Regions from separate parts of the Mus musculus genome. Here all the other regions are linked to region 1. A link is a loop called in an ENCODE intact Hi-C map of the cell type or tissue named here. Cell type or tissue: heart. All regions are shown on one strand. Links, peaks and the distances in the headings refer to the core of each region. The heading gives the core; the rest is flanking DNA.

Region 1 (10,777 bases), core at 1,790-9,789:
AGTATAGCACCAGTATAGCCAGTGCTAGTAACACTTCCTACGTTACTGCTCCCATAACTATACTGGCCTAAGTAAACTATAAACAGATTACGAGATATCTTAGAGAAAATTCACTAGTATGCTTAAAAATATAAAGTTAGAAATAAAGTAGGTTTTGAATAGGCGAAAACCTGAAGGGTGCAATTCACCTATTTAGGTTCCTGGTGATCACTAAGTTAGGACATAACCGAATGAAATTTGACTGGATTTTGTATGGAAGATTTTTCCTTTCCTATGTAAGTGCTCTCTGTTATTTCAAATATCTTCACTCTGTTAGAAAGACAGAGTGGTTTAAGAGACTTGATAAAAAGAATAAAAAGGTCAGGTTGGTGAGTTTAAAGGAATACTCAAATCATAGGCAGGAAGATTAATTGTAGACCACATAGATTTAAAATTGTGGAGATCAGTTAATAGGAAAGTGAAAAAATGTACTAGCTCGGTCTTTGTCAGGGTTAGTAGCTTTGAGAGATGCTGACAAGAGCCGAGAACTTAGTGACACAATAGAGCTTGTGATGGGTGACAGAAATCTTTAGTGGGTAACTAGTTAACCAGACTAACTCCCACATTCCCAGAATATTAGGAAGTTGGACACCTGTAGGAGAAGTCGGGTGTGCTAGTTGGCTTTCACAGATATGAGAAAATACCCTAAATAAACAACTTACAAGGAAAAGAGACTAATTTTGGCTACTGCTTTTGGAGTTCAGTTCATGGTCATCTGATTCTACTGTGCTGAGCCTTCATAGCAGAGAAGGTTGAAGAAGAAACCAAAGTCTCAATGGCTTTCAAGGGCATGATTCCCGCAATTTAACTTCTTCCCAGTAGAAGAACACCTATGTCCTAAGTGTTCTAACAACCTTTCAAGGTTGGTCACCAAGCTTTTGGGCATTTGAAGAAACCACAGATTCAAACTGTAACAACTGGGTAGTTAATTTGGGTGTGTTGAGGCTGGGGTGTTATTTATGGATCCAGAAGGGAATGCTGAATGTATATGCCCACAGCAGAGACAGAAAGTCCTGTTTGGACTTGGATAATGAGAGGCAACAATGGAGGCTGAAGTTTACGTCATACACTGATCTTCATGCTTATATATGTGTCTGATTTTGCTGTGTTTTATTTAGCAACTTACCAACCATATTCGAGATACTCTGCCCAACTTCAGGAACAAGCTACAGGGGCAGCTGCTCTCCATAGAACATGAAGTGGAAGCCTTCAAAAACTTCAAACCGGAAGACCCCACAAGGAAGACCAAAGCCCTGCTGCAGTGGGTCACCTCTCTCTTCCTCTGTTCATTTGACACGGCTTGCCTGGCCTGCATATGCTCGCCATGTTGCTTTCTGGAAGCAGCAAGGAGCATAGCTGAGGTTCTATGTGTGATACAGTGATCCCCTGAATCATTCTGTTTTCACAAGGAACACTTGCTGATTTTACTGTTATTACAAGGTTGACCAGTTGCCTATCTCCATGGATTCAGTCAGGAAGCATAGCCAGAGGTGATAACTCAGCAGGGTTTTCTCTCTTAGCCTCAGAAGTCAGTAGAGATAAGCATATCTTTTACATTTTAAACTAAATCTATAGATGTTGCTTTATTATCTTTGTTTCCAATATTCACATGATTTGTCCCTGTGTATATCTCAGGAGAATAAAAGGCTTACTTAAAAGCGATTACATTTCAATTTCCTTTCCCTTTCTGGCTGTTTAAACTTCAGGGATTAAAAGCTCAAGCAGAGCTTTTATGCCTTCATGATCTGTCCATCTTCACGATCTTGCCATCCCTCCTTTATTCTTGGGGTATTTGAAGATACCATAGCAGAGTGCTAGAGAACACGGGCTCCTTTCATCTCTTCTTTGACTCCTGTAGACTCCACTTGTCTCTTCATCTGTGTGCATCAACTTGCACTAGGTCTGACTCAATTGGAAGGTCTAGCATTCCTACACACCTAAGTGATCCATCAATGATGATAGCTGATATCTCTTAACGTACTATTATTTTACTTATTTATTTATATTTGTGTGTATTGTTTCATATATATATATATGTATATATATATATATATATATATATATATATATATATATATATATGCATATGCATTGTGGGCATGCATTTGTGTGTGTGTGTGTGTGTGTGTGTGAGAGAGAGAGAGAGAGAGAGAGAGAGAGAGAGAGAGAGAGAAAGAGTAGGTCAGAGGTTAACATTGATGTCTTCTTTAATTGCTCTCTATCTTATTCTTTGAGACAGTATCTCTCACTGAACCAGGAGCTCATCAATTTAGCTAAACTAGCTAAGAAGCTCAAGAGAGACTCCTATCTTCCCTGCTCCAATAGTGGGATTATAGGTGTATGGTACTGGGCCTGGCTTTTTATGTAGGTACTAGGGGTCTGAACTCAGCTCCTCTTACTTGTGTGGAAACATTTTAAGCAACTAAACCATTTCCCTGGTTGACCTTGTGGCACTTTATTTCTTATACCCCCAAGCAAAATTTAATTCCTTTATTTTTTCATTCAACCACTTTGTGGTAAGTAAGATTCTTTTCTTCCTGTGTCTTCACTGTGTGTGTGCCTGCAAGCTTCATGGCTGGCAGTGAGGGAGACAAGAATTCAACTCGGTCCACTCTGATTTATTTAGTGGTATTGGGCCAAATTTCTGGAGTGTGACACTGGTTTATTTTAGTCATATTTAAGCACAGCACAAATTTGGAAAAAAATTTCCTCATGACAATGAGCTGAGTCCCACATGCTTAAGACATGTTTGTATGGAAACTCTTTTCATATTCATATATATATGTATATATATATATATATGACTATACACACACACACATATATATACATACACACACATATATATACACACACACACACACACACATATAAATATATATATATGGCCTTTTCCATAAAGACAATTTCTGTTGAGTCAGGAACACTGCTCAAGATAAGGATGAGGGTCTGGGGAGAATGACTGAGGTAAACAGAATGCCAGTGGGAGTCAGGATTAGCCTGGCCCTAAGATAACAGAAGTTATGCAGGCTATAGAGTTGTTGGGAACTATAAGTGACATCTCTCATAAGGATAGCTTTTATGAACTGAGAAGAAATGCTCAAGATTTAGGGGTGGTGGGAAGTCTGGGATGAACAGACATAATATTTGGGTGAAGCCTGGCCCTACAGATAGCAAAAGATCACCAGGCCATAAACTAAATCCCTTCCCAGAATTCTGTGTGGAATGGCAAGCATCTCCTTCCTTTGAAGAGACAAGCCTTCATGTTTAACTTTCCTGGCTTTTCCAGTCCTTATCTGTGTGCACAAGGCCCTCTGATCCACTACTCTTGCCAGTAGTTTCTTCCTTATATTTGTCTTATTTCTTCCCTACTTGGCGAGATTTGGATTCCTGTTCTAGGAACTTTTTCCCACTGTAGTCCAGCTTTCGCCTGGTGATAACAACCTCCTGGGATGAGCACCTGCGTGGACAGTGATGCCATTAGCACTTTTCTGCTGTACCCATTCAGTGCAATGTGACATCTTTCTTTTTGTAAACCTGGGCTACTTAGTCAACCTGATGACTTCTGTAGTGTCCTCCTACAACGTGAAGTTCATTGTCTATTCAGATGGGCGTAGACCTAGCAGTACCCTACTGTTACTGCTCTTTGGAAAGAGTGGGGAATATAATCTTCCTTCAAATGTGCAAGGATGCATCGAAGTACGTTCATGGTTCTTGCTTTGGTCAGAAGTCACAACAGTACTGAACTGGTGGTTTTTCAGTTTTTTTTTAAAAGAGATTTCCAAATATTCAGAAAGTTTCAGTGGCATCTTAGTTGTATCATGTTGTCTTTCACTTAAAATAATACCATGGCAAAGATGATTTTTTTTTAAAGAGTAGAATGATTTCCAAGTTTGTTTGTTTCTCCTAGCCTTTGGTTAAACTCATAAAAATTCTTCAAGTTATATAGAAAAGAAATGTATTTATATTGAGGTCATACATCAGTATCTCTAACTATCTGAAACTAGGATGCTAGGATGGTCCTTGCCTCTGTCATGTCATGGGTCTTGACTGTAGAATATTCAATCAGATCATTGACTAGCCTGTTGGTTCATCTTCTTTTTGCGTGGGCTCCTGTCTTTCCTGATACATTTCCTCATTCCCCTTTCCTGCCATCCTTTCATGCACCGTACTCAGACTCTGGCTATGCATTACTCACCATGAAGCCAACAATGAAAGTGACACTTTGCACTTAAGGATAAGATCATCAAGACAAGCATATAAATGATGAATTGTGTTAGACGCTGATAAATGCTGTTTATCATAAGTAGAGAATGTTGGAGCCCAGAGGAGGAGTCAGGTGCATATGAAGAGAGGTATCAATTCCCAGATGGAGGTAATGCTCAAGACCCTGAAGTACAAGGGGTGTGTGTTAGGTTTAAGGAGGATGGGAAGAGAATAGAGTGGACTCAGGGAAGGCTTATTCCAATACCACTAAGTGGGAGGTGGATGGGAAAGAATTGACAGAGATGAAGTTTGTAAAAATTTCTAGTGTTTTAATGCATATACCACCACTTTTCAGGTACTTGACAAAAACCATTAAAAACAGCAGACACGAGCATGGCTAAATAATTTGTAATTACTGTAACCCACTGTATCCAATCAAATTTTGGCAGTAAAAATATACAGGTTTCAGAAGATCTGAAAATATTTTTCGCTTCGATTTTGAATTTGAAAGTAGTATTTCTAGGATGTCAGAATTAGAATTGCTTAAACCAAGTAATCATCACAAACAGGAATACATTTTTTATTCTCTTTTATTTTCACCAGATGGTTTCAGATAGTTAATTGATTCACAGGACAAATATTTATTAAGCATTTCTTATATGTTGCCCATATGGTGCATGCCCTTGCCTTCCAGGAAGCTGCTGGCATCGAAGCAAGCAGTGGTGATGTGGTCTGATAAATATTTTGTTAGAAAGAGGCTGAAGGAGCAGAAGATCCCTTCATCTGGGCAGTGGTAGATGCTGGTGGGGGCTGAGGACCACCGAGCATCATGGGTTTCTCAGAAGAATTAGTACTGGAGCTGGTTCTTGAGAACAGAAGGAGATTAGCCAGGCAAGGAGTGGAGTCAATGGTGCTGTAAATCCTCAAAGCACGTACACAAATACAGAGACATGGTACGTGTGGGGACTGGGCAGTAGATTCTTTGTGTTTGGATCAGATGGTGCATGTTGCTGAGCAAGAGATCAGCCTCAAGAACAGCCAAGGTCACAGCACAAAGAATCCTACATAATGGGTTAACTCAAACTGCGGGAAAGCACCGAAAAGCAAACCAGCCAGGTTTGTGTGGCTGTGACGGTGTAGGGTCTGACCTGGGCAGAATCCTAGGATCAGGATGGAAACCTACAGGTACCTTGGTAATCCAAGAAGGGGTTGCCAATGGCTGTGCCAAGATAGGGGAATCAACAGACTCCAGACCCAGAAGGAAAGCAGTTTAAGCAGTTCACGTTTTAGGTGTTTTGATCTGAGACAGCTAAAAGAAAATATATGTCCTGCACGTGATTGAATATGCAGGCCAGGATCTCCTATGAATTGTGGCATCTGAAGGTGGGGGAGACTGTGTCTTGATGACTTTCAAAGCTCTGGCCACCCTCAGAGCACACAGTTGTAGGATGAGGAGGACAGACTGAGGGAGAAAAGGCGTCTGCCCTGTGTGTGTGTGGGGGGGGGATGGTTGGGTGAGTAGATGTGTGTGTAGGTGTGCAGCTGTGCTTGTGTGTGGGTTTTTCAGTGGCAGTAGCTGGGAGTGGGCAGGCGTGACATCACCAGAGTGGAGGCTCACTTGACTATTCTACTTAAGATTTATTACATAACTTTTAAAATCCAAGTGTTCCTTAAATACCATTTCAGGTTATAACCACAAATGGATACCACCCATTTAAAGAGAACGATATTTAAAATATTTACTCTAGTTAAAATGTGTAAAATAAATCTCCTGTTCCTTGTCACAGCTGAATGATGTGCAGTGCCAACTCAACCAGTAGGTGTCACTAAGAACACCAGGAAAGGAGTCTAAGCTACACCCTTAGTAAAATCAGGGACAGGAGAGCCCTGTGATGTTAACTAATTTTAACCCGGGTTTATCTCTCTCTCTCAATTCTAGGATGGTCCAACAGTTTGCTGTGGACTTTGAGAAGAGAATCGAAGGGTCAGGAGATCAAGTAGACACCTTAGAGCTCTCTGGCGGTGCTAAGATCAACCGCATTTTCCACGAACGCTTTCCTTTTGAGATAGTGAAGGTTTGTAACTAATGTTCTTTTCTCCCTTTGTCCCACCGCATTCCCTGATCTCCCTTGCAGCTCTCTCGCTGTACTGTGATCTATCACAGGACCAACAGAGTCCTTGGAATCGAATCCTTTGTCCTTGAAATATTCTTTCTGATTTCAGTGAGTTCATAGAGAATACTTCAAGAAACAATACTTCAGTTTTCCATGATATCTATCCATTGTCTAATTTAAAATATTTCTGAGACTCCCCTATGGACCAAAGTCTCAGTGACCAAGAAAGAAAGGGGTTGAATTTATCTAGTAAGGACAATGAAAAAAGTAGATAACATAAGAAAAATTCAAGTGTTATTATGGTGACATGATACAGATTTCTTTCCATGGGATATTTAGATAGGCTCCCTCTGGGTGACGAAGGGCATTATTATCCATGACCAGCCTGGCACAAAGACATCAGTGTTATGAAAAGTCCTGGGAAGAGGCTCGCTTAGGGATGAAGCTGTGCATCCAGGACTTTCCTGGCTGCAGTTGTTCACCATTTACAATGGAAAGCAACAGGAGGACTTTACACAGGGGTTTGTTATCTAGTTGGGCTGATCATCTCCAAAGAGAACTGTGCCTGCTGGATCACCAAGGGGCAAGCAGTAGATGTGGTAAAGAAGGGGAGGGGCCCAACCAGAGATGGATGGACCACATTTTCTGCCTGAAGCTTCTGCAATCGCAGGAGTCCCTTAGAGACAAAGAAAGCAAAATTACAAACACATGGTTGGGCACATGGTCTTGGAAGGGATCTTGTGCAAGGAGGAAGCTCTGAAATGTACATTCTCAGTCAAAATGATGTAAGGAGAAAGAATGGAGGGAAACGGAGGACTGTGGGAGTTTAGGGGTAAAGTTGACAGGCTGGGATTGATTCAAGAGACAGAAACCAGAGGTTGAAAATCCCTCCCCAAGGTTTGTCTTTTGCCATTGAGTGAATGATGGTGCCCATCAGATGGGGAAACTGATGGAAAGTATCAGTGGGTAGGAAGGATCGAGAGCTGTTTGCGTTTGGTGGGGGTGGGGGGGTTGCTCAGTACAGCAGCTGAGTAGCTTAGGGACTGTGCCACTTTTTCAATATGAGGAGGCGAATGTTTATGTATTGGTGTGGGAAGAAGGTGGATAAATAGATCATTTTATTAAAATGTGCTAAGCAAAGTGACAAACTTTAGCATAGGGCGCCATGGAAACACTGCCCACAGACATGAATCCCAGCCCAAGGATGCGAGGGAGCCAGCCGTCTGAGCTGAGTTTGGAAGGATAGTCAGATAAGCAGGAAGAGGTGGGAAAGGGAGCACAAATGTTGACCACACAAAGGAAGGGATGACAAAGACTCTGAACCCTGAAGCCACAGGATACGATAGAAGCTTAGGGCAAGCTGTTACTCTGAGATGCAGAGAGCATAAAGGAGGAAATGGACAGCGAGCGAGGCTGGAACGGCTGCATCCCTGTCAAACTGAATCCGGTGCTCTTTGGATGTGCCTTTCGGGACTAAGTTCTATGGCACTTTGATCCTACTTCCAAGTAGATTTGTAGTGCCTAGGACGTCTGGGAAATATTTATATAGCAATGCATCCTGTGTTGGCTTCATAAGGTATTATTAATTTCCTCTTATAAAGAGGTCTTATGGTCAGGTGCTTAAAATGGTCAGAAAGAAAAGACAGCTGTGTTGTGGCCACCCATCAGAAAATACTCTCATTTATGCATTCTCCTGTGGCCTCCACTTTAGTACATTCAGCAAAAAATAATTCTGTGTTTCAAATGAGTGGCTGGGTTTATGTCCAGGAGATATTCCTTATGCACAGCACTCCCCATATGTAACAGAGTTAACACACACACACACACACACACACACACACACACACACACACACTGATCCTCTGGAACTTCCAGAAATCCCCAGTGTTCCATGTGGCCTTGAACTCCATATAAACAGATGTTTTGACCATCTGGGTTTAGTTTACAAAGGACATGAGTATCCATTTATTAATAACAGTAAGGTTATCCTCATTCTATACCATTCAATAATATTATCGAAAAGAATTAAGTGTCATAACCGTAGCTTGCTTTGCATCTGCAGATGGAGTTCAATGAGAAAGAACTGAGAAGAGAAATAAGCTACGCAATCAAAAACATACATGGGATCAGGCAAGTGACCCACATTTTTTCCTGTCTTCAAGCTACCCAAAGAAAATGAGCATTTCAAATGGCTAGCAAAGTAGTATTTCATCATCAAAAGAAAGGAGAGAGTGAGAAGTCAGAAAAAGAAAATCTTGGCTTTTAGCTTAGTGCTAATTTTCTATATTGCTAGAGAGATTTTAGTAAAGATGATGATAATAATAATAATGAAAACCTTTCTGTACTGTTTCCAATAAGAACTGAGCATCCTACTTATCTTTGAGTAGGTGAACAAGTCTCTGTTTGTTCTGTACCTGGGGGGTGGGTCTTGCTTATTTAAGATGCTCATAAGCAATGGAGAACTGGCAGAATAATTTGGGGTTGTGGAGAGAAATTGGGAAAGAGTAAGAAGGGTGATTATTTTTCAATGGAACCATTCCTATGAAATAAATAATTTCAATCACAGTGTGTTATATGCCTATATTTGTGTTTGTGTGAGATAGAGTGTGTGTGAGTATGTGTGTATGTGAGTGTGTGAATGTGTGGGTGGGTGAGAGTGTGTGTGAATGTGTGTGTGAGTGAGTGTGTGTATAAGTGTGTGAGTATGTGTGTGAGTGTGTGTGTGTGTATGTGAATATGTGTGAGTGTGTGTGTGTGTGAGTGAGTGTGTATGAGTGTGTGTGTGTATGTGTGAATGTGCATGTGTTTGTGTGAGTGTGTGTGTATGTGTGTGTGTGTGTGTAAGCATACAAGCACATAGGTACATGCATATGAAGAACTTGTGCAGTGGGCCTGAAGGGTAGAAGACAATAATGCAGCGTTGAGGAAGGAAGAGTAGCAGGAGTGAAGCAGAGGATGGCTAGGTGCAGAGAGATGGTCTTAGGGGAGCTGGGGTTTTTCATTTGGCCGTTGCAGGCAGTGTGGTCAGGAGACTGGAGTGACGGGGCAAGAATATGGCCTGGAGTGAGCTAGAAACGGAATTTCCCATCATCAAGAGTAGCGTTGTTCTCTTACTTTGTATTTTAGTATTTTTAGGCTTTAGATAACAAATCTGCACAGACAGTGTAGCTTATCAGCAACGAAATCTGTCTCTCATGGTTCTGGAGGATAAAATCACAAGAGCTCTCCAGCTTGACCTGGCCGGGTGAGGGACGTCTTCCAGTTTGTATACCATTCAACTCTCACAGTGTCTGTACGTGGTCGAAGGAGGACAGGCAAACTCTCTCATCTCTTCCCATGAGACCTGAATCTCGTTCCTGAAAGTCTCACCCTTACAATCTAGTTTCTTGCCAAAGGCCCTACATCATAATGTTGTGACATCAAGTATGCTGGATTTTAACACACAGATCTCAGGGGAAACATGCATCCTCAGCCTATAGTGATATGGTCTAGAATTATGATATACATTTTTAATACACATTTCTTGAGCCCATGTAGAGTAAGCTAATCCCACATAGGTTGCTGGTTCATGGTTCATAGGTTACCTTAAGCGAAGGAGGGGTCCTCCTGTTGGAGGCCTGTTGTGGTTCAGCTTCTGACACAGGGCCAAGATGAGATATTGAGAAGACAGTCTAAGAAGGACCTCTCCCCCATCCCTGCCTGCTCCCCATGCCAGGATGATAGGCACACACCAGCACACCTAACTTCTTAGGCACTGGGATTGAGTTGAGACCTGATTGTTGGATGGCAAGTACTTAACAATGGAACCCCACAGCTGCAGTTCCCATTGTTTATAAAACACACATAACTTCTTCTATCCTTTTATTTGCTTCCCTGATTTCCTGTTTCACATGAGAAAAGCATACAATGACATCAGATTTGAATTAATTCCAGATTAAAAAGAAGATTTTTGTTATTTTTGTTATTTGTTGATTTTATAAATCCATCATTTAGGCATTGTGTGTCACCTAAGTTATTGATGACTCCCCTTCAGTCACACCCTTCCTTCAGTACCCAGGGACTTTGATCTGAGAGCCACCTACCCCTCTGTAGTGCAGAAACCTTGCTGGAAGAGCAGATTCTGGGGCCCCATTGTTTCACCATGAAAAAGGGGGGCTTACTTGTTTAAGAGTAAGGCTGCTTTTGAAATTCTTTAGGGATGGTAAATGGAAACTTAGTAAATTACCTCTTGGAATCAACTGGGTGTTGGTCTTGGGACTCCCCAGAGCTAGCCCAGTCCACAGATGCGCATTCTCATATAAAATAGCACGCTATGTACACTTAACAAACACGCAGTTTCTCTATGTTTTGAGTTATCTCTAGATTACTCGAAATATCTAATGCTATAGGAAAATAGTTGTTACGTGGCATTTTTGGAG
Region 2 (10,777 bases), core at 1,031-9,030, 220 kb after region 1:
TCCACTGAGCATAAGCTGATGGCTTGGCCATTTCATCATCTGAGCTCTCTCAAGAGGCAGACTCTGCAGCTGCGAATGAAAGTGATTGATGAATTTGTTGGAAAGAGTAGTGATCAGTTTCATCAATAGGTTATATGTTCCTCATAAAGCATGAAGTAAGGCAATCAACTAAGTATGAACAGTTAAAAGTTCCAGGTAGGAAAAGCTAGGAACTGATAATCATCTGGAACATGGAAAAGATTTAGTATAGAATTATGGTGAGATGGCTGCAAAGGGTGGTGCCAATTTGATAATTGAAAATACAAGTTTGGAGGGAGAACAACAGTACAATTCTGGTTTTTCGCTTGTACATTTAGCACCACGAATGCAGCAGTTAAAGGAAAATATTGTTTGTTTGATGTTTTATTAGAAAAACGATGAAAGGGAAGATGAGAGAGGGAGTTGAGGTCTACCAAGACTGGTGTATCAGGTGTGTGCAGAAACATGGTTATAAAGGGAGCAGTGATCATAGAAGCTTCTAGAATCAGTCATCAGCAAAAGCCCACAGTGAGTTCTCCAGGGTTTTTTTTTTTTTTAATTTTTTTTTCAAGGCAAGGTATCTCTATGTGGCCCTAGCTGTCCTGGGAATTACTCTGTAGACCAGGCTGGCCTTAAACCCAGAGATCTGCCTGCCTCTTCCCACTGAATGGCAGATTAACGGCATGCACCACCATTTCCCAGCCTGAGTTGTCCAGATTTTCAAAAGGGAAACAAAATTGAATTTCTCACTGGTGATTTCATTGGTATATAAATGTACTGTTATGTAAATATGTGCCTAAGTGATAAGCTCTGGATTTGGTGAGAAACCATGTTCCAAAAAAGAAGTGGAGGCAGGTGAATAGAGGAAGACACATGATGTGAACCTTTGGTCTCCACAGACAACATGAGCAAGTACACACACACACACACACACACACACACACACACACACACACACAAAGAGAGGGAGGGGAGGAAGGAACAGTGCAGGCCAGATTGTTAACCAATGTTCATGGCCCTAGCCATATTCTATCTATTGTATATTACTGTGTTTATCAAACCTGTATTAAGAAAAGCATACTGTCAAAAAAAATGGCAAAAAATGCATTGAACGCCTTCATTGTATATGTATGCTATTTCATAGAGAAGTTTGTGACAGTTACTCGAATCTCACGTGCAGAAAACCATATTAAAATGTAACATAGAACCAAAAATGCTACACTGTCTAGGAAATACATCTAAGAAATGTTTGAAGAAACTGACTAAAGAGTTGGCTTGGGCACTGAAAGGCTTGGGACACACAGACACAAACACACACACACACACACACTTTCTTGGCTTCCAAAGTTTGTGAGCTATGCTTATGAAGCCATGAATTCTTTCAGCCACAGTCTCACAGTGTAGCCCAGGCTGGCCTCAAACCCACAATCCTCCTGTCTCCATCTCCCATGTACTGATATTATAGATCTTTGGCTGCCATGCCCATCTTAAGTCAAGATTTTTAATAATAAATTAAACCTGTCTTAAATTCAGTAGTAAAGTCTACAGTTTATGAAATTATGCCATGTATGTCTTGTAAACTCTTAAGACTAAAAATTAATAAGCACGTGACAATATGGCCTGACTTTGCTAGAAGCCATGAATTGCCAGTTAGTCAGCTAGACAGCATGACTGACCTTTCAGAATCACAGATACTGGAAGGAATAGTTATGGCTGGTGGCAAAGAGGAAGCTGGGCTCATTCCTTTCTGTGTCAGGCTGTGCAGCCTGCCTAGGACCAACATGGTGCTGTGTGTTAAACTCTAGCGTTATCTGGAGACCTTGGGTCCCAGCAAAATCCCACTCCTAAAAGCATTTATGTTATCAAACACCCCGGAAATTATAAAAAGGAATCTGTTAAGAGATTATTTTGAAACACCGTTCTTAATTGTTTAATAGCTGGTGTCAGATGATTGAAGAGACATGGAAAAGAAATAAGGGAATTAAACTTTATATTTTTTAACAGCCAGGAGCTTTCTTTTGACATGTAAGAACATTTTTTTCACGTCTAATCAAAACATAAGCTCATCCTGCGGTCTTGTTCGCTTCAGCAGAGCACTTAAAAAGCCTTTTACCTAAGGGCTGAGCCTTTCCCTCCCTCGCTTTTCAGCACCCCAACCACTTTCTCAGTTCTTCGAGCTGTGGGACACATAACTTGGTTTCAGAGCAGAGTCATTCAGAAACTCATATCTGCATGATTGCAGCCGAAATAGACTAAACAAAAAAATGCACTCGGTACAAATTGCTGTGGGTTATCTATACAGCTACAGCATGTGGTGAGAACCTGGAAGCTTCCTGGACAGAATTTATGAGCCTTCCAGTAAATCAGGCCAGCTCAGTGTTTCAGACCTGTGTCCAACTCGCCTTGGCTGTCTAGACACGGCCTAGGACGAGGCTTTAGAACCGGGTAGAGACAAAGCTGCCAAAGCCACCAGAAGCCTTTGACCTTCTTCTAATGTTTCAACCAGATAATTATTTTCCCTCTCAAGAATTTGGCTGTCCTTTAAGGGGAAAAAAAATAAGATTTTCCGTGTGAAGAACCCCTGAAAGAAAATACCCTGGAGAAAGGTCAGTGTGGTGGAGCCAAAGCTGGATTCCTCAGAGCCTCACAGAGAATGTGGAAAGTCTGTGTGGACTGTGCGTCTCCTGCCTTCCAACTGGCCAAGGGTTCTCCAGACAACAGTCTCCAGCTTTGCCCACCCCACACCTTTGCATCTCAAAGGAGCCTTGGCTGAGTGTTGGAAAGAGCTCCAAAGGGAAGCCTACTTAGTAAAGTTGGAGAAACAGTAGAGGCTTCATTAGATCCTTTAAAAGCAATGTATTGTTTTATTCTCATTAAATAAACTATCCCCCTTTCTGCCCAGGAGCAAAGGTGTAGCCTTTATAATTTTCCCAGAGTGAACTTTTTTCCTTGGACATGGACAGTATATTTCCTTGAGCTGCATCCCAGCTTCTCTGAAATTCCCCACCCTACTTCTTGTGGCTTATCTTTTTAATGTTTATATTCTGTGTTTTCTATAAAAATCAAGATCTGGTCAAAAATTAAAAAAAAAAAAAACAACCAAAAACCGTACATGATTTTAAACATGACCAAGTCTGCTCCACTGTGTTTTCATCCATTAATGTATTTCTTCACCCATGCAGCTGCTGTAGAGAGGTCATATGCTGAGGGCTGGGGGAGGTTCTGGGTGTACTGGTTAGCTGGCCTGTGATTCAGGGAAAGTCCCACAGCTCTCTCTGAGTCTATTTCCTCATCTATGAAAACAGCTTTTTGACCCAATTTTCAGAGTAGCCTTAGAGATCTAGTGGGATGGCCCCTCTCGTAAGATGGTTAAAGAGAGAGAGACAGAGACAGAGAGACAGAGACAGAGACAGAGAGAGGAGAGGGAGAGGGAGAGAGAGGGAGAGGGAGAGAGAGAGAGAGAGCTTTTTCTTTGGCTTTGCTCCATCAATTGCTGTACCTCAATAGCCAAAAACACCAGAGATGTCTGTCAACTGCTTGTAAAACTCATAAACTGAACTGAATTAAATACATATCAATGACCCCTGCATGCTAGCATGAATAACCTAAAGAAGCCCCTATGGCCTGGCTTACCACTGCATCTGGGAAACAGCAGGTGTTGTGCCCTCTGGAATCTAGACGTCTAGCTGTGTTGTAAAGAAATGAGTCCAAGAGAAAATGTTCCAAATGGGGAAATCCTGACAATAAATATTTCCTCAAGATGAATACAAAGTTCCTCCCCAAAACACTGCTTAAGTGGAAAAATAAAAAACAACAAAACAAAACAAAACAAAACAAAACTCAGAAGTAAAAATAAAGTCAAATGTTTAAAAGACGGCAGCTGTACTTAAATAATCTAGGTCAACAGACACTTAGGCAACTCCGCCAATGCCCTGCAGTGAAGAGGCAGCTTTGAAATACTTCGATAAGTCAGAGGGTTTTTTAATTTTATCGTTTTATTTCATGTGTATGGGCCTACATGGATGCCTGTGTACCATTTGCATGCCTGGCACTGACACAGGCCAGAAGATGGCAGTAGATCCCCCTAAACTGGAGTTACACACAGTTGTGAGCCGCCTCGCGGGTGCTGCAAGTCAACTGGGGTCCTCTGGAAGAGCAGCCCGTGCTCTTAACAGCTGAGCCGTCTCTCCAGCCCCTGAGGGGTGATTGTGTTATTACTGAGCATCAAGTATACAACAATGAACTCAAGATATGCAAACTGGAAGATGATCAATTTTGCCTAGAACTGAGAACTGCTGAAAAAATGTCAAAGCCAGAAAGGCAGTTTATGTCTCCACACAAACAAAGGAAATAGTAAAATAAAGGTTTTTGGGTTTTGTTTTTTTTTTTTTTTTTTTTTTTTAAGCCATGTGTGTCTCAGCATGACAAACCCAAAAGCAAACATACAGCCATGGCAAGAAATAAACATCAGAGAGACATTTTTACTCATAGGTGATGGTTTACAGCTTGGGATGAAAAATGATATCCAATTTACTATTGGGAGTTTTCAACAAATAGGTGTTTTGAAGTAGAAAAAAGTTAGGGAGGAAAAAAAAGAACAAAGAAAAGGAAACGTGAATGTTGGGTAAATGCAAATAAAAGTGCGAGCCCATCGGGTAATATGTAATAGAATGTTGGCATCTGGTTTTTACTGTCAATAACGACTTTAAGACAAAAAGTATCCATAAGGCTAACAAAGAGATGATCAATGTCTTCATTGAAAAGAAATTTTAAGGATTTAATGGAGAGTCACTTAGAAATTCACAGAGCCATTTAAAGGTGGTGTTTAGTACCTCCAGGTGTTACTATCTGTAGAATGCATACACACACTAACTTGTTACAGCTTTGGGTATCACATAATCAAATTATTTATTTCCACACATTTTAAAGGCTTTACTCCTAATGTAAATTATTTTCCCATTTCAATTTCTACTCTTTTGTGAAAATCAGTTGATTTTTTTTTTTATACCCTGAAGTTAATACTGGCCTTTTACACAAAGTGACTCATTTAAGCATAGTGCTGTAGTTTATGTATGTATGTGTATATGTGTGCGTGAGCATGCATGTATGGGGGGGGTCATGTATGTGGGAGCATGTGATTGCCATGGTGTGCATGTGGAGGTCAGAGGATGTTTTTCTGTAGTCGACTCTCTCTTCCTACCATGTGGGTTTGACCTTAGGTCACCAAGCTTGTTAGTAAGTGCCTCTAACCTCTGAGCCGTCTCACTGGCCTGTAGTATATGTTTTGTTGTGGTCTTGGATAGTCTAGTTCTGAATAGATTGAAATAGTGCTTACTATTAGCATGTTATTAATTTCTTTCATACTCTGATATCTCATTGTCAGGTTGCATAAAACATCTGATTTAGATATTTTCTCAGTTTCTTTTGCATTTGGAGCTCTGGACCCTTTCTTCTTTGCTGGGGGCAAATCTTGCACACTTATTTCCTCCATTTCCCAATGTTTGGAATCATGTGTAGTAGCTACTGGGATGATAAAACATCTGTGGAAGTGTGTACCCTTTGTGTCATGTTTGCCTTGGCTGTTTCATTGATCCTTTTAAACTATATGAATGATCTGCTTTGATTTTCCAATCTTTTAGGATTTCCCTATAGACACTGACCGACCCTCCCTCCCTCCAACCCTCCCTCCCTCCCTCCCTCCCTCACTTCATTCCTTCCTTCCTTCCTTCCTTTCCTAAGTAGTAAAAACATCTAGGGCTTTCCAGTCCCCTGCAGCTTTCCCACTGCCCCACTGTGAAGATGGGAAGTATTTCGACATCTTATTACCTTCTCCATAAGTCATATTCTTGCTTCCTTTGGGATATAAGAACCATCCATGATTATATGGCTCATTTGCCTTTTCATCTCATTTTCATTTTCATCTCTGCATTCTCTGAGACAGGATTTCAATGTGCAGCTAGCTTGGAACTCACTCTGTAGACCAGGCTGGCTTAAAACTTGGAGATCCACCTGGCTTTGTCTCCTGAGTGCTGGGATTAAAGTCACATGCCACCATGCCTGGCTTGCACTATTTCCTTTAGAAACTCCTTCTTCTTTCTTCTCTTCTCCCTCTTCTTCCTACCATCATTTGAGAACAAAGAATGTGATTTTTTTTTCAAGTCTGTCCAGTCTAGCACTGTGTATGTGTTGTCACCTGAATGGTAACTGATTTTCTATGTAATGGGAAAATATTCTCAAACATTCTAATTGTTATGTATCCCACCTTCCCTTTTCTCCATCTATGTTGCCCTCCCTCTCCCATATCCCAGGTAAATCTTCCTCCCATCTTTCCCTTTTTCCCCTTCAAAGCACCAGCACCCACCCTTCTATTCCTATCTCTAGAACTCCCCACCCCCACCCCATGGTCCCTTTTTACTTTCCTGGTATCTGCAGTTACTTCAAGTGATATACTGACATCTAAAGATACAGAGATAGGGTCCACAAGAGAAAGTGTGGTGCTTGGCTTTCTGCTCTGGGTAATCTCAGTATATTACCTGGCTCTACTCATTGCCTCACAAGTTTCATGTCTTCATTATTCTTTGAATAATACTCCATTGTGTATATGTACCAAATTTTCATTTTCCATGCATCAGCTGAAGGACATTTAGGCTGTTTCCATCACTGGATCTTCAAAACTGCACATTCTAATCTCGAAAGAGATCTATCCTTCTTTCTTGCAGTATCTATTTAACATTTAAACTGTCTATACCACAATTTCAGGAGGTCTGTCCATGTACCTTGTCAAGTCCTTGTTACTCTCCTGGTTTCTGCTTTCCCAAAAGCAGAAAGCATCTTCTTTCTGATTCCTTCCTTCCTTCCTTCCTTCCTTCCTTCCTTCCTTCCTTCCTTCCTTCCTTCCTTCTTTCCTTCCTTCCTTCTTTCCTTCATCCCTCCCTCCCTCCCTCCCTCCCTCCCTCCCTCCTTCTCTGATTGTCAGATCTTTTGTGCTTCTGATTTCATTGGTTCATTGTGGCAGAGGTTCAGATGTAGGTGCTTTGAGCGAACGGTTCCCATGAACATGGAAAGGCAGAGGCAACGTTCCACTCACCATGGATGGGAAATAGTCTATGTGCCATCTATCACACACGGTGGGGGATGTCTTTCTTCTACATTTGAGTAGAGAAATCTTTTTCCCCAAGCCTGGGTCCTTAGAGCCAGAGGATCGGGCACACTGAACAGTTCTGCCATCACTAAGGGACAGTACTGCTGAAGGTCTGCTCTGTGCTTGTCCTGGAGCACTGGTGTGGGCATAAGCTCTTGTCCAGCTCAGAGTAAGAAAACTCTCTCACTCACATACTACTCTACTGCGCTCACACCAATCCTAATGTCAGCATGACTTGAGAGCAGCAGATATAGTTCACTTGAGTGGAGAGTGGAGAGAAAGTAGAATAAAATTAAGCCACAATCTTTTCAAAATCCTCTGGGGAATAAAATGATGAGCATAAACATGCACTCGCCATCTTCATGATGTGTACCACATGAACTGAAAAACAGACGTTCATCATAATAAACAAAAAAAGACAGAGTGGTATGAATGACTCCAGAGGGGAGGGAAGCAAGGTGGGAGGAAAGACTAGAGGATGAAGGAGAGAAAAAAATTAATTCTGAAATCAGCACTTCCATAAGAAGTAGGAAGGAAAGGAAGCTGAGTAGGATGTGGCAATGAAGGGAGCTGGCCTGGCAGGGATGTCAGGGAGCTGTGCCTGTGTACACAGGGGCTGAGCTGAGAGCCCAGTAAAGGGCAACTGCCATGCAAAGAGAGCTGGGCAGAAAGCAGTGTGTGCAGGTCCCTTTTGTTCACCCAGCATAGCTGACACTTCAGAAACCTAAAGAGACATTATAGCTAGAGAAGGAAGGACGGAGGTTCCAGGGAGGAATGCAGCTCCCAGCTAGAAGGCTTTGTGAGCGAACATAATACCTGTGGTGGTTTGAATGAAATGGAACACCTTGAGCTCATAAGGAGTGGCACTATTAAGAGGTGTGACCTTGTTGGAGTAAATGTGGCTTTGTTGAAGGAAGTGTGTCACTGGGGGTGGGCTTTGAGAGTTCAGAAGCTCAAGTCAGGCCCACTAGCTCAATTGCTTTCTGCTGCTTGCTGATTCAGCTATAGAACTCTTGGCTCCTTTTCTTTTTTTTTTTTTTTTTTTTTTCCATTTTTTATTAGGTATTTAACTCATTTACATTTCCAATGCTATACCAAAAGTCCCCCATATCCACCCACCCCCACTCCCCTGCCCACCCACTCCCCCTTTTTGGCCCTGGTATTCCCCTGTGCATTAGGGAAACAACACCCTTCTCAATAGTCACAAATAATATAAAATATCTTGGCGTGACTCTAACTAAGGAGGTGAAAGATCTGTATGATAAAAACTTCAAATCTCTGAAGAAAGAAATTAAAGAAGATCTCAGAAGATGGAAAGATCTCCCATGCTCATGGATTGGCAGGATCAACATTGTAAAAATGGCTATCTTGCCAAAAGCAATCTACAGATTCAATGCAATCCCCATCAAAATTCCAACTCAATTCTTCAACGAATTGGAAGGAGCAATTTGCAAATTTGTCTGGAATAACAAAAAACCTAGGATAGCAAAAAGTCTTCTCAAGGATAAAAGAACTTCTGGCGGAATCACCATGCCAGACCTAAAGCTTTACTACAGAGCAATTGTGATAAAAACTGCATGGTACTGGTATAGAGACAGACAAGTAGACCAATGGAATAGAATTGAAGATCCAGAAATGAACCCACACACCTATGGTCACTTGATCTTCGACAAGGGAGCTAAAACCATCCAGTGGAAGAAAGACAGCATTTTCAACAATTGGTGCTGGCACAACTGGTTGTTATCGTGTAGAAGAATGCAAATCGATCCATACTTATCTCCTTGTACTAAGGTCAAATCTAAGTGGATCAAGGAACTTCACATAAAACCAGAGACACTGAAACTTATAGAGGAGAAAGTGGGGAAAAGCCTGGAAGATATGGGCACAGAGGAAAAATTCCTGAACAGAACAGCAATGGCTTGTGCTGTAAGATCGAGAATCGACAAATGGGACCTAATGAAACTCCAAAGTTTCTGCAAGGCAAAAGACACCGTCAATAAGACAAAAAGACCACCAACAGATTGGGAAAGGATCTTTACCTATCCTAAATCAGATAGGGGACTAATATCCAACATATATAAAGAACTCAAGAAGGTGGACTTCAGAAAATCAAATAACCCCATTAAAAAATGGGGCTCAGAACTGAACAAAGTATTCTCACCTGAGGAATACCGAATGGCAGAGAAGCACTTGAAAAAATGTTCAACATCCTTAATCATCAGGGAAATGCAAATCAAAACAACCCTGAGATTCCACCTTGGCTCCTTTTCAAGCACCATGTCTACCTGTGTGCCACAGTGCTTCCCGATGTGATGGCGATGAACTAAACCTCTTAACTGGAAGCCAGACCCAACTAAATGCTTTCCATTATAAGAGTTGCCGTGGTCCTGGCATCTCTTCATAGCAATAAAACCCTAAGACAACTCCCGAAGTTTTTATTCCTGAATGCAGATAGCCATTACAGTAAAATAGCTGAGCCACATTTTCAGAAAGCCATGTGACTGAATACATAGAGTGAATGCAAAGGGAAATATGATGCTGGAAGACCAATGAGGGGGCCGATGAGGAGGCCAATGACATGGTGATGACTGGTCTCAAAGGAAGGTGCTCCTGGGTAGTAAAATGAAGTGAGGTGTGGAAGATATCAAAAGTGTGGTGTACAGATATCAAAAATATCTGCATCATATCTGGTTGTGCCATGGCTGCTAGCAATGGGAACAGTAGAAAAAGCCAAGCTGAAAATCACCAGTTAAGTTGTTCAAAATAATGTTTCTTTGAGGTACTCAAGTGGAGAAGCCAACAGGGAGTATGATACCAGGGAAACTCCAGACAGGAGATACAAACATGAGCACCTTCTGGAGTTGGTGGAAATGGAGGCTGTTAAGCTCAACTGAAAGAAAGTCAAACAAGAGTAAGCAGAAACAAAAAAAGAAAAATAGTGCTAGTATCCATTGAAATTGAACTATTTATTTCAGAAAACATGACTTAATATCACTAAGTGTCCATCAAGTGATCATGAGTTTTGATTCTGTAACTGTAGAAATCCTTCAAAAAAAAAAAAAGAACAATAGCAGGAATTGTGACAGTCACGGGCGACATATCATTTTGATGGCAAAAGCAAAAAATAAAATGATTTCACTACTCTAGAAGGTTAAGCAAATCATTATGCATTCATATTGACGAATGCTATGCCATCACAATTCTATCATAATACATGGCATAATAAAGATTTTATGCCATATAAATGGCCGTGTATAACAGTAAGTGAAAAGGAGGAACATAAAATTAATAGAGCATATACTGGGCTACTTTTGTCTCAATTTGATGCAAACTAGAGTCCTCCGAGCAGGGGGAGCCTAAGTTGAGAAATTGCCTGCATGAGATTGGACTGTGGGTAAGCCTGTCAGAAATTCTCTTAATTAGTGATTGATGGTATAGGGCTGAGACCATTGAGGGGTGGTGCCATCCCTGAACTGATAGTCCTAGGACCTATAAGAAAGGAGGCTGAGCAAGCCATGGGGAGAAAGCCAGTAGAGAGTTTAAATGGCCTCTGCAGCATCAGCTTCTGCTGGGCCCCTGCCCTGCTTGAGTTCCTGACCTGCCAGCTTTCAATGGTGG
Region 3 (10,777 bases), core at 1,091-9,090, 93 kb after region 1:
CGATCAAATACTGATGAATGAACATCTGAGATAGTGAGTGAGTGACTAGCTAAGCTATGGTGGAATTGTATCACGTGATCGTATTATCAAGGACCAAAGGTAAATTATTGAATTAATAGAATTTTGTTTATTTTTATCATTGGTCAGTGGGTTTTGGTCTCCTGGCCATGCATGGCTTCCTGGACTTGAGACCATTTGAGCAAAAGCTGAACTTCTCATTATTAGTTTCCACATATAAACTCTTGGGGAATTTAGTCAAGATAAAAGAATAAAACAAAAACTTACCTTAAAAAATTACTTCTGATAATTTTATACTAACACCCTTTTGGCAAACTTTCTTGACAATACTTCTAAGGTTTACATTTTGAGAGACAGGAATACTGTGATTCAGGGGAAGAGGCTTTCATTTTTCTTAATATTCCCCAAGAAGTGGGCAAATAGACACACATCTAAATGTGCAAGTTTTCCCAAAGTTAAATTAACCAAAGAGAAGGAACTGCCCCTTCATATACAGCGACGCTGGTTGCCAATTCTTATTCTACATCTGTGGCCCACCCAGCACAGAGAATGAAACAGTAACAGAAACTGGAGTCAGGGAAACGGTCTTTCCAGCGGAGCTATGCTAACCCTGCTCCACTGAAGGAAGTCAAAATCTGCATTGAAACAGGACATTCTTGGAACTCTTAAGAAATTACAGGCCTCATTTTTGTGGGCTGAAATGTTTGGATAGCTTGATAAGGAGATTATATCATTCCCTTATAGGGCTGCTTACTTAGGGCTGCTTTTATTGTGCAGCTCTCGCAGATGACAAATATAACTTTGAAAATAGGAAAGAAAGTGACAGCTGTAGGCCTGGATGTGCAAAACTAGGAGAGCAAAGTCACAGGGATGCATGGCCCAGGGATGCTGAGATCTCTGCCTTCTCACGTAGCCCTTTCTAATCGTGCCTAGCTGCAACAGGAGGAGCGGGCCCCAGTGATGGAGGAGGCCACCCAGACCACTGAATGCTCCACATTCCTTGTCAAAAATCTTTCGCTCAGCTCAGACTTGGCTATTTTCATTTTTTAAAGTCCAAATAAACACCAAACACCGACGTATATAACTTAAAAGTCTCCATCTTCATACTTGTAATTTTTATTCCTATAGAAAGTAACTTCCATTGTGCTTTTAAATATGAGGTTGATTATTTCCACATCCTGGCATTCTCCAAAGATTTATGATTTAGGAAATAAAATAAGTGTTATTTAATACACGGTAATGGCCAGTGCCATTTCAAAATTACTCAAAGTATCCTTTAACTACAAACCGACTACTACTGTTTGTTGTTTCCAAATCTAATGCTGCAAAGTCCACATTCTTTATATTACCCCTTTCCCAGAAGGATAAAATCTCAAGTGTGCCTTATTTTATGAATTTAAGGTGCATATAAGACAGTCAAGGCTTTTGAGAGCAGAGTCAGAAACGTTTTTAAGGGTATTTTTTATGATTTATGGAAAAATTATTTGATACATTATGCTGGATATCCCTGTTAACCCCCAGTTCCTTCGTGTTCTGACTGGGACACTGTGTCACCCTGAACGGGGTACATTCCTGCCCTGGAAGAATAACTCATCATGAGCGCTCTGGTAGTGTCTGCTGCAGTTCCTGTAAAGCATTTAAAGTTGGGTAGGACTATGCAAATAGCCTTATGGACAGTTTATACTTCCTGTTTATACTTCACGTTTTGTGATGTATCATTCAGCATTCTGTTGGGTGGTCATGGGAGTTTCCTCTAAGGCAAAAAGCCCTGTTAATTCCTCACGAGTTTCATAAAGGCAAAACAGATCATTTTTTGCATGGGATATAGTTTCTGTGAGTCCAGATTGTTTACATGCAAGACATTTAACTTTATTCATATTTTCATGACACAGTTTTGCCTATGACTCTTTCTTTTAAAGAAAGTATAGTGTCACATCTAGTACAAATACCATAGAATTCAGAAAATTTGGAAACTGTGAACTCTTAGCCTTAAGATTAAATCTTATATTTTAAAAATGAAAGGCCTGTGGGCAAGGCAGTTTGCTTGAGATTGTTATTTCAATCATTACAAAATAGTTTGGGGTAGCCTCAGATTATAATTTTAAAACTTGATTAGAATATAAGAAAAAGTTAAATGTGAAACATTGAAAGGTAAAATATGTTAATAAACAAGGTCAAAATAGAATAATTTTCTAAATTTACCTGTCTCTGCATGTTATCCTTATTGTTGTTTTTTTTTTTTAAATGCTCATATACAAAGCCAGCCCTGACCACTTCTCCAGTTCATGTCAGAACAGAAACTTTGATATTTCCTCAGAAATTAGGGCAAAATATGTCATGCAGGGCTATCTTTGCTTTTTTGAAATTATCAACGGGTTTGAAAAATCTTGGGTTGAGAGCTTACGTGACTGGAAACATAGATCCCAAGTAAGCAAATCAGATTTCTATATTTTATCCCTGTGACTGCACTAGAAAAGCTTTCTTAGCTAAACAGCAACATGGTAGCTAGTCTGTGTGTGCTATAGCACTCAGAAATATTGACGGTTCAATATTCTTGTTTATCCCAAGAAGAGAAACTGTTATTTGAATATGAGTGAAAAATCTACTAGGGATATTTTAAAATATCTTTTACCCAGGCCAGACTGGCAGTTTGTTAACTTGAAATACTTGATCCTTTAGAATATATTGTTACTTGTTTATTCTGTCTCTTCTCTCCATACTTCCCCTCTCTCCCCTCCCCCCCCCCCCACTTAAAAGTTACAGTACAAATAAACAATCATTTATAGACAAGACCCAGCAGAATAATTTCCTCTTCGACAAACATCCAACTGAAGCCAAATGGTTTTGTCGAATTGGTTTTCACGTCAGTGTCAGGAGGCAGCAAAGGTGTGTGCAGTGAATGTCGAGAGTGTGGTGGAGGCAGTAGGACCATGGCAGACACAGGAGCATTTTCAGAAATGGGCTTTATTAGGCTTCATAGGCACCACTCACTTTACTTCGGGTAGGTTTTAATATGCGAATCAAAAAAAATCAAAGGATTACATACGAGTTTTTCTTTTAATAAGCCAACAGTTTCAAACCCCAGGCCCCCCAACCCCCTCACTGTGGTTGTAGCTCTTGGTGTAGATGCTATGTTGTGAGGGCAGCTTTCTTTCAATGGCTGGTGGTCATTCAGGCTGGGTTGTCATGTGACTGCCTGTCTGTGCCTGCTGTACAGGTGAGCGGATGTTCTGCACAGCAAGTGTAGACAGGCAGACACATGACAACTCTGTCCAGCCAGGCCCTTGGGTCCTTCAGGTTTCCTTTGCTCAGGGACAGATACAATCAGCCTGTTTTCCAGATTTGGTGATTTAGGGGGGAAGGACAGGGGGATAAAGGGAAAGGAGAGAAACACACAATAGAATTAAACATTAAAACATTATGGAACTAAAAAGAAGTTAGACGTTTGGCTTTATTCAGAAGTACACTCATACATTTGATCCAAATGTTGCTAACAAGGATAATTGTCAAAAACAGAAAATTCACATGATTTTAAGGAAAAAAAAATAACAACATAAACTTTTAAAATCCAGTTCCTGTTGTTACTGGCCCTCATGCAGTCAGAATTCAAAGTAATCAAACCATATGTTTTTTTCTTTTCACAAGACCTCTGCATCTCTTAATAGTGAAATTAAAGTCTATGTTTATACATGTTTTTCAGAGTAGGTAAGTGCCATAGCCTTGCCCATGAAAAAATATATTGTTATCTACATGGTAACAGCAGCCATTCTCAAAATATTAATGAGCCTAAAGTGTCTGGCAATCCACCTAACAGATTTTGGATATATATATCTCTCCAAGCAACAGAAATGTATTTAAATTTTTCTTTTCTTTTTATAATATCCATATGAAAACCAAAGAGTTCATAAGCTTCTATCCCCCTTGATTAACAAGCAGGGTGAGACCATGAATCAAAGTCATGATCTAGAATGTTCTTTCCCACACTAGTGCTCTGAATGTGTTTTTGATGTTGTTAATACAATATCATTACAGAGTAGGACCTTAAACACAGAAAAGGAAAGTTCACTTCATATCCAAAATGACAATCTGAATTAATTGTGTTAAGTACACAGAAGCAAACTGCAATCCTGCTGAGTCAGGAATTCTGCTATTTTTAACATACTTAGTCAATTTGCATATGCAGAGATATTTAACAACTTCACTGTCATTTTAAACACAAAAACAGCCAAAGAGTTGAAAGTCTAAAAATTGGAATTTCTTTAAAAACAAAATACATTATTATCCAAGAGGTATACATTAGAGATTATCTTTAAAGAAAACAAATACTTCCTTATTTACCTTTAATTGGAAAACCTAAAAAGAAAAAAAAATGCAGGCAGAAGTTTTATGAACAATAAAATCTTTTTTGAGAATGAGAAAAAGAACAGTTTGCTGCACATTTGAACTTTTGTGCAGTGCCTAGAGATGGTATCCTTTTAACCGAGTTGATAAGTGCAACTATATCTGGACTTCTTTAAGTTCAAGAAGATAAACGTGTGCTTCTGTCCAACACTTCAGAGCACAAGAGCTTGGCTGCTATTCAAGTAGTTACAAAGTCAAGTATACAAAAATGGAATACCTTGAAATACTATTTCCTTTGTTGTTTCATTCAGTACAACAGAAAAGCATAATAGAGTGATTCACTTACGAAGAATATATTAGCAGCCATTAAAAGTTACTATAATTCTGTATTGCTTTCCCCTCTCCCTTAAGTAATCTGATCCAGTTTACTCTGCTCAAGTAAAGGAACGGTACAGCCTGAAAAATACAAAAAACAGTGAGTCCATGTGTTATCCTTCAGTAAGAAGCAGTTTTATTTATACCATGCTATCTAAAATGTTTGAGGCTAAACTATCATAATGGCTTTTCTGAAGAGAAAAATTAATCAAAATAAGGTGGCAGGGGGAATAATTATTTTATTCATGAGATTTGGGGACAATTTATTTTTTGATCGATTAAAAATATTTATAGTGAATATGTAGCATGATCATAATTTTTAATATTATAATTATAATTTATAATTTAAACCTGCTCTAGACACGTTAAAAAAGTCAGAAAGACTCCCGCCACCTTGCATTCCCAAGCCATACTTATTTGGTGACTACTTAAAAGATGCAAACATTAATATGTAGTTGTCATAGTCTGTGATAATGTGTTGATGGTGTCGTGTCCCAAGACAGAAATGTAAGAAAATAATTCTCTCCTAAACATCCAGCAGGAAACTTGAACCACACCAACTGTAATAAACTGGCTTTCACAAGAAGTCAGAAGATATGAAGTAAAGACTTGATGATTTTCTTTAACTCAGATGACTTAAAAAAAAAAAAAAAGGAAACTCAGTATTAAGTCCTTTGAAAAGAGGCTAAATATTTACATGGACATCATCTGCAGGACACCAAGGTTAAAAAAAAAAAAAGAAAGAAAGATTTGGGAAGTTTCAACCTTCACTTGCCTCAGGCTAGAGTCTGCCCCCCTCCCCCTTGCTTATTTTAAGCTGGGATCTCTATATGATGGTCTCATAGTTACTATTTGGACATCATGGTGGTGGGTAGGCTATTGTCATGAGATAAGAGAAAAGGTTGATTTTAAAGAGCAGTTCCCTTACAGACTCACTGGATGATAAGCTTCCTTCAGTGATAATGAACATTTGTGGATGAGTGACTCTTTAAACTTTTTAAACAACTTGCAGTTTCTTTTTCCCATATCAGCTTTAGACTCCAACAAGGGGGAGAGGGCACATTATTTTCGTAGTATCTTTTATGCCTAAGCTTTCTCTTTCCCGTGGAGTGAAATACTTGGGTGGTCCATAGGCAAAAGGTGGGGGAGATTGTCTTTTAAAAACAAATACCTTCTCCTAGCCAAAGGTTCAAGGGCAAGCAGGAAGGAGGGCTAGCATGTTAACTAATTGGACGAGAGCGATCTGTGACACACTTTGTCTCCGTACAAACAAACTTTCCTTGATTTTGAGATCTATGGTTAAAAAAAAAAAATCAAAAAACCTTGTTTTGAGAAATTAGACTCTGAAGTGATGGAGTTGAGGTTGCAGCTTAGAATTTCCTTTCTCTCTGATGGTTGAAAAAAATCTTTTTGACTTCAGTACCTAGCCTAGCTTATCCATCATTGATTCTCTGAAATAAGAAACAAGGGTGCAATTTTCACTAACGTTAAGGTTGGACAAACCCTGCAAACAGTTTCCTTTTTATGAGCACCTACAATGTTTCACTTTTCTATTTAGACTTACCATACTATCCAGAGCAAGATGTTTGCTGCTGGTTACTCTCTTCTGCCCTAGATTCCACCATCCCTAAAATATTTGTATATCCTCTTTGGAAGTAATATTGGAATAAAATTAGACATTCTTCTAATTATTTTGGAATCGATATCTTTATTTTTATCCTAAAGTGTCTATAAGGGATATATCCACCAGCACACAGGCTTAACACCATGTCTTCATACAGCAGAGGGTTATCAAACAACTTTTTTGTACTTTTAATATAACTCATACATTTAAAATTAAGTACCACACTCCTTCATTCATTTAGAATTTTCCTTGAAAATGGTGTGTTAGAACTCCAACCAAGAACAGGCAGAGACTCCGGGTTTACAAAGAAATTGTTACTTTTTACTGTTGAACTTACAGGAGAATCACCCTTATGCCCTTTGTATCTTCAGACTAAAAACTGTCCCATGGGAGAAATAGGGAAGGGACCTGTGAAGAAAGGTTATTCTTCTTGAAATTAAAAAAAATGCATTTAATATGAAGAGAAAATTTTAAATTAAATATCATTAAATAAAGGCAAGTTATAAAATTCAATTATTTCTAGTATACAATAGGCCCTCAAAATTAGAGAAATCTTAAATATGATCCAAGTGATTCTTCTCTGTCCTCTTTCGTGACGCGTTAGTCAAGAAAGTGTGTTTCCTGAGACACACAACTTCCATAAGTGAACTAATAGTGCTTTTAATTTCCTGTGCAAACAAAGTGATATGTATGTGTGTATATATATATAATCTCAACTCTTCTTTTAAAAATAATTAAGATTCTTCAACTCTCACAGAACAATGAATGGTGCCTCGCCTGTTTCACCTAAGTGACAAGCAGTTAAATGTCCCCCGCTATATTTCTTACTTAATTGCCATAATTCATCAGAAAATTTTATGACCAAGATACCAGTTTTGGGATTATATGAAGCATAATTTTTTAAAAATAAAAATTGTAAGAAGAAAACTCAGAGATGCAGCTATACTATAGTATTTTACTAAGGAGAGTTTGCACTCTCCTTTGGGTTATTGGAGAATGTGTAACTTAGACAAAGATTCACACTTTAAAAGACAAAAGACAGTGTATTCGTTTTGCACAGAAAGCTCAATGAGCAGATAATATTTCATCCCATAGAATGTGGAATGAAATTTTCCAGGGGTGAAAATAAATGAAAGGCGAGACTTTATGGGTACAGCAGCAACATTTTCTCCCAGAACTTTCTTTAACGGAGCCACCGCTGATGCTCAATACAAACCTCCCAGCTTACTTAGTGACCCAGATTCTTCTAGTATTTTCTCTTTCAGTATTTCATTCAGCCAGAGGAAGTTTTCTTGCTTCCAGTCTGCCTACCTCCCCCACTCTCCTTCACCTCCAGGACAGCTGGAAACTGACCAAAGAAAACTTTTGCCTTCGTTTACAAATTCCTGTTTTATCAGCATCTTTTTAGACAACGTGCCTTATCATTTCAAAGGCCCAGGACAAGTGAGAGCCTTGTTAAAAAAAAAAAAAAAAAAAAAAAAAAAGATGGGCCAGCAGGCTCAGCTGACCAGCAAGTATCAGCCATTCTTGGATTTTAGAAGAACAATTTCAATGTTATCTAGTGAGCCCACTAAAGACAGAGCGCTATTCCCCTGGCCTGCTAAGTTGCTGAGTCAGTAAGATGTGGGTTTGGCACTTGGGCCCTCATCTCTGGCTAAGTGCGTTTGCATTGTCTGATAGTAAAATAACAAAACAAAAAAGCAAAAAACAAAAGACTAGACTGCTTCTTATCGTTAGGTACTATTATTTCTGGTGTTTCTATTATATAGATAAACAGAAAAGCTCCCTGTTCATACAAGAGTTTTGAAAATTGCATTTTTTTCCTTTAGGGCAAAATGCATTCATTCCTGGAGTGTTAGAGGTTGCATACATAGCTCATCCATGCTCGAGTTTAAGTCTCTGAATTATCAGTTTCAACCATTCAAAACTAAGTCTCGTTCAGTTTTTGCTACTTGTCTGGAGTGAGGTTTTTTTCCCCACCTTTTATTTTGAAGCGGAAGACCCTTACATTTAAGAAAGCATTTGAACGATCAACATTTAGACTTATAAAAAACACACAGAAAATCACAATTTACCATACGACCTTGCTCTTTTGAAAGTTAAGTTCACGGTTATCTGTCCCTTAGCTCAGTGTCTCCAGCGTCTTCACACAGGTGATGGGATCTCTATCTAGTTCCCCAATCACAGACCAGGTACGCAATCCCAGAGGCCTTACCCGCTGGTCTTCCCTGGAGCAGTCCTCTCCCCTGGCAGAGTCCCTGAGGGCTTCTTGGTCCCTAGTTTGCAAAACCTGTGAAGAGAAACACTGGATATGAGATTCAACAAAGGAGCACCCAGCTGTCCTCTCCTTGGAAGCAGCACATTGTGTCCCCAGCCGTCCATGGCGTTGCTGGCCCTTGCCCAGTCTAACCAATGTGCAGACTACTGTACAACGGCATTGTCCTGAACAGGTAGTCTGAACACTGGGGCGACGGAGCAGGATCTCCTGAAGCTTCCATCGGTGTGTGGAAAATCCTGTCCCGGGGCTGGGGAGAGCCTGTCTTCCTGCACCAGGGGCTTGTTCAGCTTCCCCCCTGAACCCTGTCTGCTGCATCGACTGAGACACACTAAAGGGCTGTGATTTCCAGTCTTGACGTGGCACATTTGCAGCAGACTAGGGAACTGGCAATGAATTTAGGACCAGGAAAAGGGGGAGGGCTGGGCTGGAGAGTCCATATATGGGATGATGTCACCCTGGGGAGGTTTGGGTATGCGCTGTGCCGCTGGAGAGACCGCTAGAATCGCCTGCTCTCAGACATGGGTCTGTGCATAAAATGGTACCAGATGTTTTCGTGTAATGTTAAGCAGTCATTTCATCTTCAGGCCAGATTTTTTCCCTCAACTGGGCAGGAAGTGGGGCCCCAGTATGGAAAAGCTGTAAAAAAAAAAAAAAAAGGCAAGATGTACAGTTCTGCTGTGGCCAACCGAAAGTGAGTTGAGAGTAGAAGTACAAATTTGTTGCCTGATCTGGGCTGAAGAAGTAATTTAAAGATAGAAAGATGACAAAGCAGTAAGCAGAAAGTCAAACACTGTTAAGCAGGCAAACTTCGAGGCCTTTTTTTTTTTTTTTAACTTTCCTGCGATACTTTGTTTTCTTGTATTTTACTCCTTAGTGAGGTCAGATAAGTTGGGGCTCCCCCCTTTCTTTTCCTCCTCTTCCCCCTTCTCCCTCCTCCTCCTCCTCCTCCTCCTCCTCCTCCTCCTCCTCCTCCTCCTCCTCCTCCTTTTCTGCTGGACCTGTCAGCAGCTTGCAGGCTGCTCTAGACTTGAGCAGTAATTACAGCAACTTCCTGAAAGTGAAGCCCCCATGAAAAGTCTGGAGAAATGCTCTTTGTCATGGCCTCTCCATGAGTAATTAGTTCCATATGTGGCCTTCCTCGTCTCCCTCCCTCAGCTCTCTTGGCTGGCTCTCTGCATGCCGTTCTATAGCCTTACCTAAGGAAATGTTAAAAAGTTTAGACTTCAAGCACCCACACTGCTGTACCGCTCTTTTCTGAACATTTCCCTCTGGTAGAGCCACACGGTTAAGGACAGCATTGTTTTATCCTGCTGGCTACTCCCAATTCTGTTTGAATACTTTTGTTTTGTTTACATGGTGTTCTGATGATGAGGTTTATCTCTGGTTAAGTAAATCTGTTGAAACTGGCCCAGTGAAGCTTGACCACTTACAAACTCTCAGCTCGCTTGGCCTCTAGTCCTCTGTCCCAGTTGTTAACTGTTTCAAATTATGTAGGCTGTTGAATGTTGTGAACATGAGGTCCCCTAACTTGTTTTCCACTGTATTCTGATTGATATTAGATTTTTGTCTCAAATAAGAGCTTTATCAATTGGCCTTGTAGAGGTCACAATGTGGGAGATTTTCTAAATCTAACTCACAGGATGAAGGGCTATAGTATTTTTGTAAGAATTAGAGCCCGAACAACTTATTTGTACCTGCCTTCTATGACACTTTTGAGATGTACAAATCTATATTGGCTGTTTCAAAATGCTTCAAGTGAGAGCCGCCTTAACTTATTTATTTTTTCCTAACATGGTTTCTTTTAAATTGATGTACCACAAACGGTTCAAAAGTGGTCCCAAGCCCTTGTGAAGAAGATTAAGTCAGAGTACTTTATCTAGAAGCTTATGATAGAGCAAAGAGGTTTATGTCAGGTTAAATACACCAGGTTGACACAGGATTAAATAGTTGATGCAAGCCAGGGGAATGCTTCCTATTAGTGTCTTCTTACCGGCCTCCTTCTCCTTCTTTAGGGACTATTTGAGAGTGGTTAGGGGAGCGCAGTGTGAGTCAGCTGCCGTTTCCCTCAGGGCTGCTACGTGATTACTGGAAATGATGGAAGGGTGACTAAGTGTGACCTAATGGTCTGATTGCAAGAGGAT

The links. A loop is a pair of places that touch in the nucleus more often than their neighbours do. Peaks named below come from ENCODE experiments on the same cell type or tissue, not always from the same donor. Only the 100,000 strongest peaks of a DNase experiment are listed, where the experiment ranks them.
Region 2: it touches region 1 in a loop (2.3-fold over the local background); 3 of 42 quality-filtered maps call a loop at or near these places.
Region 3: a loop joins it to region 1, with 2.7 times the contacts of the local background. A loop is called at or near these places in 2 of 42 quality-filtered maps.

The regions. Positions count from the first base shown.
Region 1 is chr1:162,309,104-162,319,880 of GRCm38, reverse strand. It overlaps Dnm3 (dynamin 3), which reads left to right. Exons shown (of 21, transcript NM_001038619.2): 7 at 1,158-1,300; 8 at 6,185-6,320; 9 at 8,422-8,489. Among named protein-coding and RNA genes, the nearest start is that of Gm39688, 66 kb to the left of the region's middle. In heart, for the core only: a CTCF peak has its summit at 6,065 (motif pointing right); no DNase peak of the experiment used is centred there; H3K4me3 peaks cover 304 bases; H3K27ac peaks cover 1,306 bases.
Region 2 is chr1:162,085,936-162,096,712 of GRCm38, reverse strand. The region is part of intron 15 of Dnm3 (dynamin 3); the gene reads left to right. Among named protein-coding and RNA genes, the nearest start is that of 2810442N19Rik, 86 kb to the right of the region's middle. In heart, for the core only: a CTCF peak has its summit at 4,055 (motif pointing right); DNase peaks (open chromatin) are centred at 2,442 and 3,242; H3K27ac peaks cover 649 bases.
Region 3 is chr1:162,215,892-162,226,668 of GRCm38, reverse strand. All of the region lies in intron 14 of Dnm3 (dynamin 3), which reads left to right. Dnm3os (dynamin 3, opposite strand) reads right to left here and starts at 9,046. Exons shown (of 1, transcript NR_002870.2): 1 at 1,119-9,046. It overlaps Mir199a-2 (microRNA 199a-2), which reads right to left and starts at 8,855; the gene lies at 8,746-8,855. It overlaps Mir214 (microRNA 214), which reads right to left and starts at 3,301; the gene lies at 3,192-3,301. In heart, for the core only: no CTCF peak of the experiment used is centred there; a DNase peak (open chromatin) is centred at 9,018; H3K4me3 peaks cover 3,659 bases; H3K27ac peaks cover 4,129 bases.